Linked DNA regions of Mus musculus: all the other regions are linked to region 1. Evidence: chromatin loops called from intact Hi-C (ENCODE). Cell type or tissue: left cerebral cortex. All regions are shown on one strand.

Region 1 (5,000 bases):
GGTCCTTCGAGCCACCATCCTTCCAAAATCACCAATATACAATACTGACTCAACACAAAAGTTCCTTTCAAAAGAGGGGTCAAATTCACCTTTTAAACATACTTAAGTACTGAGAACCGCTGATAAACAGCAGCATCTTTTTATTTCACCGTTTACACTTTATCTGGAGTCCAAATCACCTAAACTTCAGGTCCCAGGACAATGCTACATGATTTTCTAGAAATCTGCCACCCTTGGAGGCATCTTTGGAGCCTCCAGCGTTAGTTTCGTGTTCAGGCAGGGTGTTGGAAACACCCAGAACCGGATGGGCCACTCGATAATGTCTCAGAAAGAGTCTCGAAATTGAGGAGACAAAGTAGGGGGTGTGCACAAATACCTTACTTCGTGTGTGTGTGTGTGTGTGTGTGTGTGTGTGTTGGCATGTTTTCAGTTCAACAAAGGCAGAGTTCCATACAAAACGGGCAACAGCTTCTTCCCGCCAAGTTTTACCTGCAGAGTGAGCAGCTTTGCGGGGGCACACCATGCCCTCTCAAGTATCAATGCTGGGTGGACAGCAGAGGGGCAAATTCCAGACTATGGTGAATCGGTGAGAACGTTCCCTCCTTGTCAGCGCCCAGGGAATCCAGGGAACATCAAGTGTGTGCCCAGTATTCCTCAGGGAATACCAGTCACTGGAGCTCAAAGTACGTCCATAAAGTCATATTCACCTTAGTGCAAGTCAACGCACTCCACACGAGCATAAGCGCTGGTTTCCAGCGCTCCTAGCCCATTTGTCTTCTGCCATTTAACCTTTCCAGATAAAGCTAAGCTCCAGGACTTAAATTCCAAGCAATGCTCTCTCTGCCCTCTGCTCCAAAAGAAGACACCCCCTCCCCCAATAAGGGCCTCAAGCAAACCAGTCACCTGGCACAGGGTAACACACGTGTTCCCAAAGAGACTGAAGGTGGTCGGCAGGTTAATCATTATTAAAATGAGGCGTTTATCATTAACCCTCCATTTCCTGGACTGAGAAGGCATCGGCCGGGTAACCCTCTAGCTTCCAACTCAATCCTCAAAGCCACGCCTTGTCAGGCTGGGTCCTGACGCTGGACGGGCGCCTCCATCCCTGAGGCCGTCAGTAAGAGGGGCAGCCCCAAACGGGAATTTCCTGGAGGGTGCCTGACATGAGCCCGAGGGAACCTACAGTCGCCAGGCATCCTCCTTGCTAGGCTTTACCAGACTTTCCAGAGTTTGGGACCAGGGAGTTGGCCACTGGAAGGGACGCCCCTCCAGCTCCATCTTCCGCCAACCTGACTCACCTGGTGGGGCTGAGCAGGGAGATCTGCGTGGAGTCCCCCAGGGCTCCAGATTCCTCTCCACTCCTTCTTCTCTCTCTGCACCCAGTTCCTGCGGCCATCGGGCCAGCAAACTTCTAGCCTCTCCCCCCACCCCGCCCCCTCCCCCGGCGACCCTGCCCCACGCCACTTGCGCAGGAGAGCGCGGAGACTGCGAGAGGACGGAGATGGGAAGGGAGGCGGAAAGGAGGTGTGCGCAGAGAAAGATGGCCAGTCGGCCCCCGCGCCAAGCTTACCCATTAACTCCCGGGGGACATCGGAGCTCTCGTCGGTCATGGTTGCCCCACTGGGCGCGGGGAGATCCCGGGTCCCACTCTCTGACTCTCGGCCCCGCGCCCTTCTTCAGACCCTTTAATGTTTCCGCGAGGAAGCCGCAGCTTGCAAGGAAAGAGTGGGCCGGCCGGAGCAGCGGGGCGTTGATCCAAGGTTGCCGCGCGCCCGCAGTACCAAAAAAAAAAAAAAAAAAAAAAAAAAAAAATCCTAAGAGTTGAAAATCCGAGCTGGCTCTGCGGCCGTCGCTACATGCCTCCCTCTCGGCTCGCTGCTTCAGGGGCCGAACGCAAGGCGGCTGCAACACCGGCTTCTTCCCGGGCGGGCGCCGCGCAGCCCGGCCTCTGCGCCGCACCTTGGGCGTAGGTGAAGCGGAAGGCGAGGGTTGGGCCGCCTGGCTGGTCTCGGCCTCCTGCGGGCTGGGCTGGGCAGGGGCGGGCCGGCTCTGCTCTCCTCCTTCCCCTTCTCCCGCTCCTCCTCCTCTCCTTCACCCTCTCCTGCTCCTCCTCCTGGTCCCCCTGCGTCTCCTCCCCGCCTCGCGAGAGCGGCCTCCGCACGGGTCCCCGGCCGGCCTCCGGGCCTGGGCGCACGGTGCCCGGCGCGGGGCACAGCCCGGGGACCGACGCGGTGCTTGGCTGCGGTGGCTGCTGCCTTGACTGCTGCGGCGGCGCCGGGCTCGGCGCCCCTCCTCGCAGCCTCGCTTCGGTGCAGCAGACGCTTGCGTCTGGAGAGGGATAGACCGTGCAGTTGAGAGAGCCCGAGAGCCATCTGCTGGCTGCCAGCGTGGAGGGCCCGGGCTGCGCGAGGGTTTATCCCCCAAATCCAGGCAGGCCAATGGACCCTGAGGCTCAGAGCTGCAGAGCCCCCAGCGCGGAAGCTAGTGCTTTCTGAGATCCTTTCGTGCACTTCTGGATCTCGGGCCCCGCTGAGCCTTGTGTCTTCGCACCCTCATTGTTAATTCCCCATCTATGTTGATTAAGAGCTACATGCAATCAATAGACAACCGTAAGATGGCAAGACAGGGGCCCCTTTGGAAAATGCCTTTTAATGGCGACCCAGTCTCCTTAAGCTTGGGGCAAATCGGAGGACCAGACATGGTTGCCAAAAGCTGGAATATTCCTGCTGCTAAATCTGATTCAATTTTACCCAACCCATCCAACCTTCCCAGAGGAAAGATCTCAGGTTCTGGAGTACTTATGTGCACTTCCATCACCCAAAGAGAATGTCCCTGACTGACCAATCAGGTTCCTGCTTTAAAGGGTTGAAAAGAGGGAGAGGGGAAAAGAGGGGGAAACACTGGCCTCTGGCAGCTTAGGTTCTGTTATTGTAGTTGTATTGGTTGGTGGATGGGTGGGTGGGTTAGTTTTTGAGACAGGGTCTCAATATGTAACCCAGGTTGGCCTGGAACTTGCTAACTAGACCAAGCTTGTCATGTCTACAAAGCAAAGATCTGTCTCCCTCTGCCTTTCAGAGTGCCGGTGTCACAGGGAAACATCTGACTGTTAAGTCTACTATTGGTGGTTTGATTTTTTTTTTCCTTTTTTTTTTTTTTTTTTTTTTAAGTGTCTCACTGGTAGGCTAGGCCACAGTTCTCCTGCCTCGGCCTCCAGGTGCCAGGATCCTGGCATGTGCTATTAGGCTGAGTTGGTAGTCTGGTTTTGAAGACTGCTATGGACCTTGCTTTTCTAAGAACAATGTTTAGTTTCCTCTAGAGTACTGCTGGTTGAGCTCTTTCCTTGGGAAGACTGTAAACAGACACCCTCCTTGCAGGGCTCCAACCACAGAGTTCCGTTTCATCAAAGTCCATCTTGGAGAACCAATGTGGTTACTGGACTTACACAGAACACGGGTGAGGGGTTACTTACTGGAGTGTGGGTGACCCTAAAGCAGTCATGTACCCTTACATGGATGAAGATTTCCTCACAGCTCTACAAATGGAGCCCCACTTTTAACTGGGAGTCCACATTTTATATACACAGCCACAGGCAGTTAGGGCCAAATCACATACCACTGGCTCCGAGTGTAGAAGAGAGCAGCTGGAATCTCACGTAAGGTACTATTGGCTCCCCCATCCCTTCCTTCAACAGTCAAGAGATTTCTTACAAGTATTCTAATGAAAACGGTGCTTGTAGTGCTGGAACCATACCTTCTACAGCAGATAATCTGATGATGGCTTCCCCTTCCCACCTGGTTCACCCCACTCCATCCCTGAATCAGACAGCGAGACTCCATTCTTTTAAATGTACTATTACTGTATGTGCACATAATGGGCCAGTTGGGGGTTTGTGGGGGTCACAGGACAACTTGTGGATTCAGTTTGATCCCTCTGTGGGTTCATCCCAGAGATCAAACTCGGCTTTCTGACAACGGCCTTTACCAGTTGAGCCTTCTCCCAGTCCCCCAGACTCTACTCTCTCCAAGACTCTCTTCAGGTATCTGCTTCTTACTGTTTACAAACCTATCATTTGTGTACCTTCTTCATAAAATTTCTTCAGGGCTTTTCAGATCTCTGAGATTCCTAAGACTGAAACACAACACACTTAAAAGCTCAAACATACGAGGGCCTCCCTTTATTCTTGTGTCTTTGTCCAGTTTTACCATTTAACCCTTGAATCCTGGATTGGGGTAGGGGAAGGGAGAGTTGGTGGTTTCCTAACTAAACAGTAGGCACTTTGAAGGCAGGAAATGTAGAAAACATCTGTGTGCTGTTGGAGATTGAACCCAGGGCCTCTTGCACACTGCCGGAGGAGCCTCTGCCTCAATGACCTGGATAAGGCAGATGTCCAATAAACACCAGTGAGCGTGAGCTTTCTACCTCAGACCTTTAACTCAGTTAATAACATTGGCAATTTGTTTAAATTACATATTCCCTCAATATATCCTACCTGAAGAAGGTGGAAATTACCACTCCAAACAGCCTTTCAAATACCTGTGGCTTAACAGGCTCTTTTCAGGGACATACTAGTGAAGTTTCAAAAATAGCCCTGAAGGCTCCACACAGTAGGGAACTTGTGAATATAAGAACAAAGATCGTTGTCTCTTTGGCCTGAGAGGTACAAGGGGACTGGAAGGTTGAGTGCCAACCCTGCATTCCAGCACTCAATTTTTGTGTTTAATAATTTTTTTAAGATTTCTTTTTAAGCTTTATTTTCTGTGTATGTGTGTGTGTCTCTGTGTGTGTGTCTGTGTGTGTGTGTGTGTGTGTGTGTGTGTGTGTGTTAGTGCACCAGTTGTATGCAATGCCTGAAGAGGCCACAAGAAGGTGTAAGACACCCAGCCGCTGGTGCTGGATTTCTGGAGGGTTGTAAGCCTTCATGTAGATGTAGTCTATGAACTATAGTACTATATAAGAGTATCTATCTAGTGTTCCTAACTGATAAGTCACTCCCCCACCCT
Region 2 (5,000 bases), 250 kb before region 1:
AGAGTCACAGAAACCAATCATTTGAATACAGCTCTGGATAGACTATGGTTACCATCTTTCATCATAGATCTTCAGAACAAAAGCATCCATAACAGTGGGTTTTTAGAGTCAAACGCTAGTGAAAGGCTGATTTTCTTCACGGAAACATGATGACTTGATAGCACATCTCAAAAGGGTCTCGCTGGTCCAGAGACCAGAGCTGGGGGGGAAAGGACTCTTACAAATGGACTAAGTCCTCCTTCCTGTTTGTGGAGTCTGCTTGGCTTACTGCCCACTCTGGGACCACCCACTTCAATTTCTCTGTGAAGTGCTTGCTTTGCTAAATAAACGGCTGTAATAGTTGGTGTCTCTCCACTGAATTCTTTCCTTCTAGAAGACAAGAGCTGAGAGATGCTTGCAGTAAGATGTCATTTTTTTAAAAGTGACATTTGCAAGTAAAAATAATTTCTTCAGAAGTTTGAAGCCTTTTGGGTCTTTCTGAGATCTGACAGGTGGGACAGGCACACCAACAGGAAATGCCTCGGTTCTGGGCAGTGATCAACCCGTTAGGGATCTGGCTACAAGTTGAAGGAAGAAGGCTGTGCTGAGGGCTATGCCCTGATCGCAGGCATAATGGAGAAAGCAGTTCCTGCAATGTCATCCCATCTGTCCCTATTGATACGAATGATGCTGTCTTCAGTTAACATGCAGCTGGCAAAACTGGTGAGCATTCTAAGAGGACTTACAAATCACCCCTAGTTTCCTTCCAATGAAGCTTCTCTATTACACCTAAAACCTCAGGAAACAAAGCCTGGGGGATTCTATTCACACCTGAGTTACAGGAGAAGAGTACTTCCTCCCGGCAATCAATCAATCAATCAATCAATCAATTATCAATCAATCAAAGAAAAAACTGCCCTCCTTTGATACTTCATAGCTTACTGTTCAAAACATCATACCCAGAATGCCCACAATTTAGGAATTTGTCAAAAAGAAAAGGTAGGGATGTGTGTGTGTGTGTGTGTGTGTGTGTGTGTGTGTGTGTGTGTGTGTGTGTTAGTTAACCTGAATTTCCTACATCTGAGAAATCAGAAAAAAAAAAAAGTTCACTAAAATGATGGCTACAGAGACAGGAGTAACTAAACCTCGGGAGGAGTTGGGAGGAGCTGGGATGGGAAGGGACCAGTGTTTTAGGTTGGGGGGGAGAACGCTTTTCCATTTGTATTCTTCCAGTTACAGGTGAGTCCCCAACTCAGAAGGTGAATGGTTTTCCTCAGGGTGCATCAGTACCTCCACTTACCTGTCGCCCCTCCTTCTAAACGCTCTGTGTTGCACGAGACTGGGCTGGAAGGATCCTGGGAGATGACATCATTGCCGAGCTTCTAAAAATTCAAGATACCCCCCCCCCCCAAGAGTACATTTGAAATATAAAGGAAAAGAAACAATATAGCAGATAATGAATAATGACAGATAATGGCTCCTGCACTCAGTCACTACGGAAGGAACTATCATTGAAGACCACGAAGGCTTGCAGCACCCACAAGATCCACATGAGGGGTCACACTCTAGAAAGGTAAAGGATTCCAGGTTTGCCGTCTAAGAAATCTACTTTTTTTGTATGTTTGTGCTTGCTTTTGTATTGTTTTGAGATTGGATTGCACTTTGTAGCCTAGGCTACTCTAGAGTTCACTATATGTAGTCCAGGCTGGTCTCCAACTCATGATCCTTCTATCTTAGCTTCTCAAATGCTGGGGTTTTAGTCATAAGCTTCTAGAAAATCTCCTTTCAAAAGCAACAGAGATGTCAGAGAGACAGCTCAGCAGGTAAAGGCATTTTCTGCCGAGCTAAAGACCCATGTTAAGGTGGTGGGAAGACTGACTCCTGCAAGTTTGCCTCTAACTTCTCCACATGCACTGTGGCACATACACACCACATACAAACATACACACATGAAATACATAAGATTTAAAAGCAATCAAAGCTTGTCCATCCTTGGTGTACCATGCAGGCTTAAGGGCCTTCCAGTATGCTAGGTCACTCTTGCCATTGATACAGAACCATAGGACATAGACTTGCCATCAGGAGAAAAATGCAGACAACAGGGCTCTAGTGCTAGGAATGAAACCCAGGCCCTTACACAACACCTAGCTACACCCTCAGCTCCCAGTGGGATTTTTAGGGCCTGCTGGGGAGAGGAGTTTGTGATGGCCTAGGAGGGACTTAGGGTAGGAGCTGAAACTGGACAAGAAAATGCAGCTTTCTCCCTCATAGTGCAGAAGGCCATGTTAGAGCAAGAGCCTGAAATACAAGAGGTGGAACCAAAAGTCCAGCATTTGCATAACATCCAAAAATTCTATAGATGAGGATGACCTGCGCAATCTCTCATGCAGCAACCCAAAACGTGGTGTGCTGGTTCCTGCCTAGAGTTTCACCAGTGGGAAGGCTAAAACAGGAACCTTGAAGCCAAGTTCAAGGCCAACCTGGGCTACACAGTGAGGTGGGAGTCAGCCTGAGCTACAGTGTGAGATTCAGTCTCAATTAAAAAAAAAATTAAAATACAGAAATGAGGTGAGCAGGTAAAGTGGTAGGTAGGTCCTCTGACCTGCAGGCTGATGACCATTCCTTAAAAAGCAAGAGTCTGCCACCCACTCCTACATTCAATATAGTGTCCATAGTGTAGGAGATTAATTCCCCATGACACATGGGTTTTCATGCTGTTCATTGCTAGGAGGTAGCAGAGGGGTGCAATGATCTCTCAGCCCCCGGTTCTGAGCAGATCACAGTACCACTGTGACAAAAAGCATCACTATGAAACAGTGACCCTGAGAAAAGAGGACCCCATACCAGTCCTCTGTGCAGGTGTTTGCAGGGCAGAGTGTGACAAGCCATGGAGTCCTATCTATGTGGGGCTTCCCATTTCTCCTCTTAAAATGGCAGAGCCAACTGTATCTCAACCACTGATGCTCGTGTTATTACCTTTATAAATAACTCAGAGGGTTTTTAAATATATAACTCAATGCTTTCAGGAAGCATTCTAACACTGAATTTTGAAAGGCTTTGATTATTCTGATTGAATAACCATGACTTTTTAAACAAATCCTGTTTAAAGGAACACTAGGTGGCACTATGAGAACATTGACATAAACCTGGACCACAAATGTAACTACAAAACCAGAAGGATTCTGTTACTCTGAGCCAATTCGTGTATCAGTCCCTAATACATGGGAAACCACTCTAGAATTCCTGACTTTTCACCAATTAGCTGTTCATCACAGGACACAGTGATAAATACTTCATTAGGAAAATACAGCATTTGCTGCTATAAATTTATAAAGTATTTAGGCATCTGGCATCTGAAGTATTTTTCAGCACCCTGCATAGTGAAGGTCAATAGGCACCGGCAGAAGACAGTTATGCAGGCTCTCCCAACTTTGGGCTATAGCAAGGGTCTGAGGGGCAGAGTAAGGGAGGTAGCTGTAGCTGGGAAATTGTTGGGTAGAACTATGGAGAACAGCTGCAAAGCTTATGGGATGCAGAGTTTAATAAACAGCAGATGTGAAGAGATAATACGAGAGCCCTGTCTGCTGTGTAGGCCACCTTTTACTTCCTCCAAGCCAAGGCCCACTGGGGAGAACCATTTCCTTTCAATGCCCTGAGCACAACAGATGTACAGTTTCCCTTTCTCTGGGGAACCTTTCCTAGAGCTCAGGACAGTGCCTACAACCTGGGCACACTATCTTAATAATCACTACAAGGATACATCCCTTTAAGAAGCTATAGAAGAGGCGCCAGAGAACCTGACAGCCTCTGGAACAGGCGGAAGCACAGAGGCGCTGAGGCAGCACCCTGCGTGGGCCGGGGACAGCCGGCCACCTTCCGGACCGGAGGACAGGTGCCCGCCCGGCTGGGGAGGCGACCTAAGCCACAGCAGCAGCGGTCGCCATCTTGGTCCGGGACCCGCCGAACTTAGGAAATTAGTCTGAACAGGTGAGAGGGTGCGCCAGAGAACCTGACAGCTTCTGGAACAGGCGGAAGCACAGAGGCGCTGAGGCAGCACCCTGCGTGGGCCGGGGACAGCCGGCCACCTTCCGGACCAGAGGACAGGTGCCCACCCGGCTGGGGAGGCGGCCTAAGCCACAGCAGCAGCGGTCGCCATCTTGGTCCGGGACCCGCCGAACTTAGGAAATTAGTCTGAACAGGTGAGAGGGTGCGCCAGAGAACCTGACAGCTTCTGGAACAGGCAGAAGCACAGAGGCGCTGAGGCAGCACCCTGTGTGGGCCGGGGACAGCCGGCCACCTTCCGGACCAGAGGACAGGTGCCCGCCCGGCTGGGGAGGCAACCTAAGCCACAGCAGCAGCGGTCGCCATCTTGGTCCCGGGACTCCAAGGAACTTAGGAATTTAGTCTGCTTAGGTGAGAGTCTGTACCACCTGGGAACTGCCAAAGCAACACAGTGTCTGAGAAAGGTCCTGTTTTGGGCCTTCTTCTTCGGCCAGGAGGAGGTCCAAATACAAGATATCTGCGCACCTTCCCTGTAAGAGAGCTTGCCAGCAGAGAGTGCTCTGAGCACTGAAACTCAGAGGAGAGAATCTGTCTCCCAGGTCTGCTGATAGACGGTAACAGAATCACCAGAAGAACAATCTCTAAACAGAGTCAACTATAACTACTAACTCCAGAGATTACCAGATGGCGAAAGGTAAACGGAGGAATCTTACTAACAGGAACCAAGACCACTCACCATCACCAGAACCCAGCACACCCACTTCGCCCAGTCCAGGGAACCCCAACACACCTGAGAACCTAGACCTAGATTTAAAAGCATATCTCATGATGATGGTAGAGGACATCAAGAAGGACTTTAATAAATCACTTAAAGAAATACAGGAGAACACTGCTAAAGAGTTACAAGTCCTTAAAGAAAAACAGGAAAACACAATCAAACAGGTAGAAGTCCTTACAGAAAAAGAGGAAAAAACATACAAACAGGTGATGGAAATGAACAAAACCATACTAGACCTAAA
Region 3 (5,000 bases), 230 kb before region 1:
TAAACTGTGTCAAAATTGTAACATTTTATATCCATATACTAGCTTTAATATATGAAAAGGGTTCATATATGAAAATTATACATAATTTCATATACAGATAAAGGATAGATAATATCTATGAAATGAAACTCATTTGCAAACTTGGTGACCTATAAAGAGAATATCTTGTGTATTGTATGGATGCAACACCTGTCAATTATAAAATCCTATGGGGAAAGGGTAGAATAGAAGGTGGAACATTCCAGAGGCAAAAAGAATTCTGGGATAGCACCAGGCATGGGAGATTCACCCTAGAAGGTGTGGCAAGATGGTACTTGAGCATAGGTAAGCAGCCACATGGCAGAATGTAGATTAGAGTAAATGGGTTGTAAAAAGTTATGATCCAGTCAGAGAAGAGCCTAGCTATGTGAGCAATGTATTAGTGAATCTATTCTGAGTCCAAGTCTTCCTCCTGAGAGCACAGGGCTGGAAGGAAGAACCAGGACCACACTTCTACAGTGACCTGTCTATAATAAGTCGTTTAGCTTAGCCTAATTCTGGAGACACATTAAAACATAAAAGTCACCATGGCTAACATGGATCAGAATGAAATTACTTTTCTTATTAGGGTTGTGTTTTCCAATATTTCAAAGCCTGGTATAAAGTTCAAATGTCAGGAGAAAACTCTTGTCTAGTACACTTCATTGTGTAACTTTTGTGGGAGGAGTCGTTTGGTTTGGTTTGGTTTGGTTTTTTTGGGACAGGGTTTCTTTGTGTATCCTAAAACTAGCTCTGTAGACCAGGCTGGGCTCAAACTCATAGAGATCCACCTGCCTCTACCTCTTGAGTACGGGGATTAAGAGGAAAGCCACCACCACTGCACACACGAATGACCTTTCTAAGAGCTGAGAATTGCTAATTATATTTTCTTTAAAAGTCCTTTGTTGATCTTACTATTTCTGTTAGTTCTCAAGTTTTGCCATACTTAGAAAGGGCTGGTGGTTCTTGGCTAAAGGGAGAAACAGCAGCTCAGCTGGTTTCTATACCTGTCGCCAAGAATGCAACCAAGCGCTGAGTAGGGGCTGAAGCAGGAGGACTGCTGCAAGTTTGAAGCCAGGGTTACAGACAAGACCCTGTCTCAAAACAACGAAAGACTCTCCAAGTGCTAGGGGCTTCATCTCTTTCTCTCAACCTCATCTCTTACATGCTGGGCCTTTTCCTTGCTTTCTTTCTTAATTTTTTTCCATAAATACACACTTGCCCAGTCTCACTTGCTTCTCTAGCCATCCATTTATTTGTTTCCACTGCTCCTCCTCCTCCTCCTGTCCATTAGGCTGATAAACTGTATCCCGGGAGGACTGACTGCAGTGGCCCCTCTCAGAACTCTGAGTGCTTTTCTCCTTTTGTACCAAAATGAAAGGGTTAATTCCTTCAGATAGTGGATAGTTCTCATCTGCTATCTTTGGGCACTTGTCAATGGCTAAGCAACTTTCAGAGTCAAGGAAATCATAAACTGCTCATCAGATGAAGGGCACGGGCAGCCGAAGCAGAAGGAGCAGGGCTAGCTTTAAGCTAAGACAGCCAACTTTTAAAAATGCATCTTATGAGTAAGAAAAGGAAAAATATGTTAAATCTTCATTTTAAAATGCAATTTTAGAAGGAAGCCCTAAATATAGACTCTCCCATCTTGACACCATAAAGTGCCAATAAACCTGTCCCGTGCTATAAGTGTGAACAGCACTCCAGGGCTGTTTCTGAAGAGACCAAAAGCAGCGCGGTTATCAACGTTACTTGGAAATCTTACTCACTGGATCTAATTTTTATAATGAGTGTAAAACTATTCTGCTTGCAGCTCAACAAAGATTTGTCCACTGTAAATTCTATAACCGCAATTTACAAAGTAATGCTAGATCTTGGTTCACAGCCGTTTCCCCCTCTCAGACCCACTTCTAACAGGAGATCCCTAAGCATGCTAGTTTTTAAAAATGAGAATAAAATTGCTTGAATCACCATGAAGATAGGATAAGATAGTTTCCTTATTAAAAGCACTTTTTTTGCACCAAATTTGCACAAAAAATTAGTCTATAATGCTTTAATTTCAAGCTCAAAACCCAAAATTATTTTCTTCTTCCTCTAGGCAAAAAAAGGACCTTCCTTCCCCCACTAAATTAATTCCAGTTGAGAAACAGATCAGGAAAGTCCAACATGAGGAACGAATCACAATGCCAATTTTCTATAGTTCTGGGCCTGCAACAAGCGATATGACAAGAATGACAAATACTTGGGCATTTTGCCCTTGAGTCTTAAGAACTGCCTCTCTCCCCCCAAAATGTGGCACCCTCCTCATCCAAGTTCCCTTACTCTCAGGCATCCAGCTGGGGAGATTTTCAATTCACCCCTTGGTTTATTTAAGACTGAACCATCTGGTCAACCCCAATCCTGTATCTAAATTGTTGCCTATTTCATTCAGGATCTGCTGATGGGATGACAACATCTCCCGGGAGAACAGCCAGGCCGTGCAGAAGCAAATGGAGCATGACAATGCCAACCAGCAGGGCCAGGGATTGCAGTGCCACTGGAGGATACTTACACTTGTACAGCAGAGAGTCTCCATGCAGCAAAAGGAAAGGGAAAAAAATATGAATGGAAGAGAGACAAAGCAACAGCGTCACAAGGGAAAGGGAGGGAGGGAGAGCATTTACAAACAAAGTAGAAAAAGCTAAAATACATAGAAAGCCATTGCAGCAAAGGGACAGGGTGAGAGTGGTGCCAAGTTAACTGCACAAAGCATCCAGTCTAGCTTCTAATAAGCAATAGCACAGTTACAGCTTGAGAGCTGCAATGTTCTTCCATACAGATTTGAGCTCTTTTTCTAAGTATGCCTCCAAATGCACAGCGACATCGTCACCTGCCAGGGCGCTCCGTGGGCAGACTACTGGACAGTTGTTAGAAAACCCCCGCACAGGTCTCTCCTTGTGCCCTTGCAACAGTGTGAGGACTGGCTATCTTTGGATAAACATGGATGTCTCCTAAAAGCCCATTTATATCCCTCTTTGCTCTTGCTGCCTTTCGGGAGATAAACACTTGTAATTCTCTCACTCCCTCAGTTATCAAAGCTGCTTACAGATCTGATGCTGGAATCTTACCCAGTCGACCAGTCAAAGTGCAGCTAAATATTTTCTGGTGGGAATTACCATTTTACATCCATTAACTCTTCATTCATTGGTCATCATTGACAGCTTTTAACATATCTCATTATTTTTAATTGATTTTAAAAGTTGTACTTGAGTCATCAAAGTGTTTGACAATAGCATGAGGTGACAGAGGATCCTTCTGAGGTTTCCAGAAGGCATGCTGTGTGGAAGTCTCCTTGCTCTGCCTCTCTGAGGCTGCCTTTTTCTTAGTTCTGTATTTTATGCTCAACATAAAATGAAATGAAACTACAGAGCTCCTCAGGCTGCTTGTGTAAACAGCGTGCATCGCTGCAGAGGAAAGGGAGGCTGAAAGGAACAGCCATTCCTCATGACCACCCCTGCCATCATGGGCGCACGCACACACACACACACACACACACACACACACACACACACACACACACACACACACACAGGCTTTCGCTGGCAAGGCTGGGAGAAAGCCTCACCCTCAGAATTCTAATTTTATACTCACTAAGCATTTTTCTTCAAACATGGTTTATTTTATGACTTATCAAGTGAGCACACACACACACACACACAAAATCTTTGCTAAGGAGAAAGAATAAAAAATATACTTTCAAATCTTCAATTGCCATGCCTGTGTTAACACATAAGCCCCCAGAGCATCCACAGAAGTGGGATTATAGCTCTTGGTATAAGGAGTGAGTCTCAGAGATCATCTTGGGCTTTCCCTTTCTGAAAGGTTAATTCATCAAGACAAGTCCTCTGCCCCAGCTACACACTCAATGATGATAACAAGTAACACTGAATAGTCTTTTCATTGGTTCATTTCCTAAAGTGACAGTCCGAATGAAGAAGGGAACCCCAGCAATCAACAACTCAACATCTAGACAAGGTGAAGAACACTCACTCTTATATCTCTATGTCTTTGAAACTCATTTAGGCTGCCCTGATGTTACCATCTCTACACTAAGTCAGGAAGGAGTTGCAAGCAGAAAGAGGCATCCAAGAAATGGGCTCAAGCTCTGGATCTCCCATTGGCTTAGTTATGGAATCTGAGGAATCAGGCTGGTTTTCCAGTTTAAAATAAACGATTGTGAGGATTAAATAAGATACAGATTATGAAATGTTTACTACAGCACCCACCGGCCATGCTGCACCAAGCTGGCCTCACTGGCTTCAGTGGATGGCCCTATGTGTGAATATAACCATTTCCTCCTTTTCTTTCCAAAGGGAAGACTAGGGTTGGGAAAGATTAAGTAAAAAGTTGTTTTGTTTTGTTTTGTTCTGTTTTTCACTGAGAAATATCTGGAATGATCTAAAAAACCCACTGTTGGGGAATGAATAAATGAAACAGACAGGAAACACTGGTTTATAGATGCAAGGAGGAATGGCAGCTAAAAATAGAAAACCACATAAAACGAGCGGCATGATGAAATTGGCAAACAATGTTCACCAAAGAGTTTCAGGAAGATACACATTGGTGTGCCAGCTATGTCCATTCTAAGGTCCACACCATGAGCTAGCTGCTCATGAACAGATGTATGCATAAACATTGAAAACAACTGTCCCTTCACACTGTGATGGTGCCCATGGGAAGAGGAAGGAGAGAAAGATAGCTGGTCACAGTGGCTGAAGGTGGCCACTATGCTATCTGTAATGCTTAAGCTTATTTAAGATTTCACAAAGATTACAGAATACCTACTGCTTGTTGGTTCCTCTTGGAGAAGGGACAGAATGGAGGTAAATTAAATAAGCTCCCCACTGAGTTTGTGTTCCAGTGCATACCTTTAGATAAAAGATGCTGGCCTGTCACCAGCTGGCTCATGGGAGCTGGGAATATGATGAGCATTTGGCACTGAA

The links. Peaks named below come from ENCODE experiments on the same cell type or tissue, not always from the same donor. Only the 100,000 strongest peaks of a DNase experiment are listed, where the experiment ranks them.
Region 2: a loop joins it to region 1, with 4 times the contacts of the local background. A loop is called at or near these places in 19 of 42 quality-filtered maps.
Region 3: it touches region 1 in a loop (4-fold over the local background); 8 of 42 quality-filtered maps call a loop at or near these places.

The regions. Positions count from the first base shown.
Region 1 is chr13:24,278,991-24,283,990 of GRCm38, forward strand. It overlaps Carmil1 (capping protein regulator and myosin 1 linker 1), which reads right to left and starts at 1,800. Exons shown (of 38, transcript NM_026825.3): 1 at 1,571-1,800. The coding sequence starts at 1,610. In left cerebral cortex, a CTCF peak has its summit at 2,386 (motif pointing left); DNase peaks (open chromatin) are centred at 679, 1,198, 1,591, 2,109 and 1 more place; H3K4me3 peaks cover 2,578 bases; H3K27ac peaks cover 1,934 bases.
Region 2 is chr13:24,024,575-24,029,574 of GRCm38, forward strand. Carmil1 (capping protein regulator and myosin 1 linker 1) reads right to left here. Exons shown (of 38, transcript NM_026825.3): 35 at 1,280-1,361. Among named protein-coding and RNA genes, the nearest start is that of Scgn, 36 kb to the left of the region's middle. In left cerebral cortex, a CTCF peak has its summit at 3,099 (motif pointing right); a DNase peak (open chromatin) is centred at 3,118.
Region 3 is chr13:24,047,074-24,052,073 of GRCm38, forward strand. All of the region lies in intron 30 of Carmil1 (capping protein regulator and myosin 1 linker 1), which reads right to left. Among named protein-coding and RNA genes, the nearest start is that of Scgn, 58 kb to the left of the region's middle. In left cerebral cortex, a CTCF peak has its summit at 2,549; DNase peaks (open chromatin) are centred at 1,685, 2,450, 2,782, 3,067 and 1 more place; H3K27ac peaks cover 2,270 bases.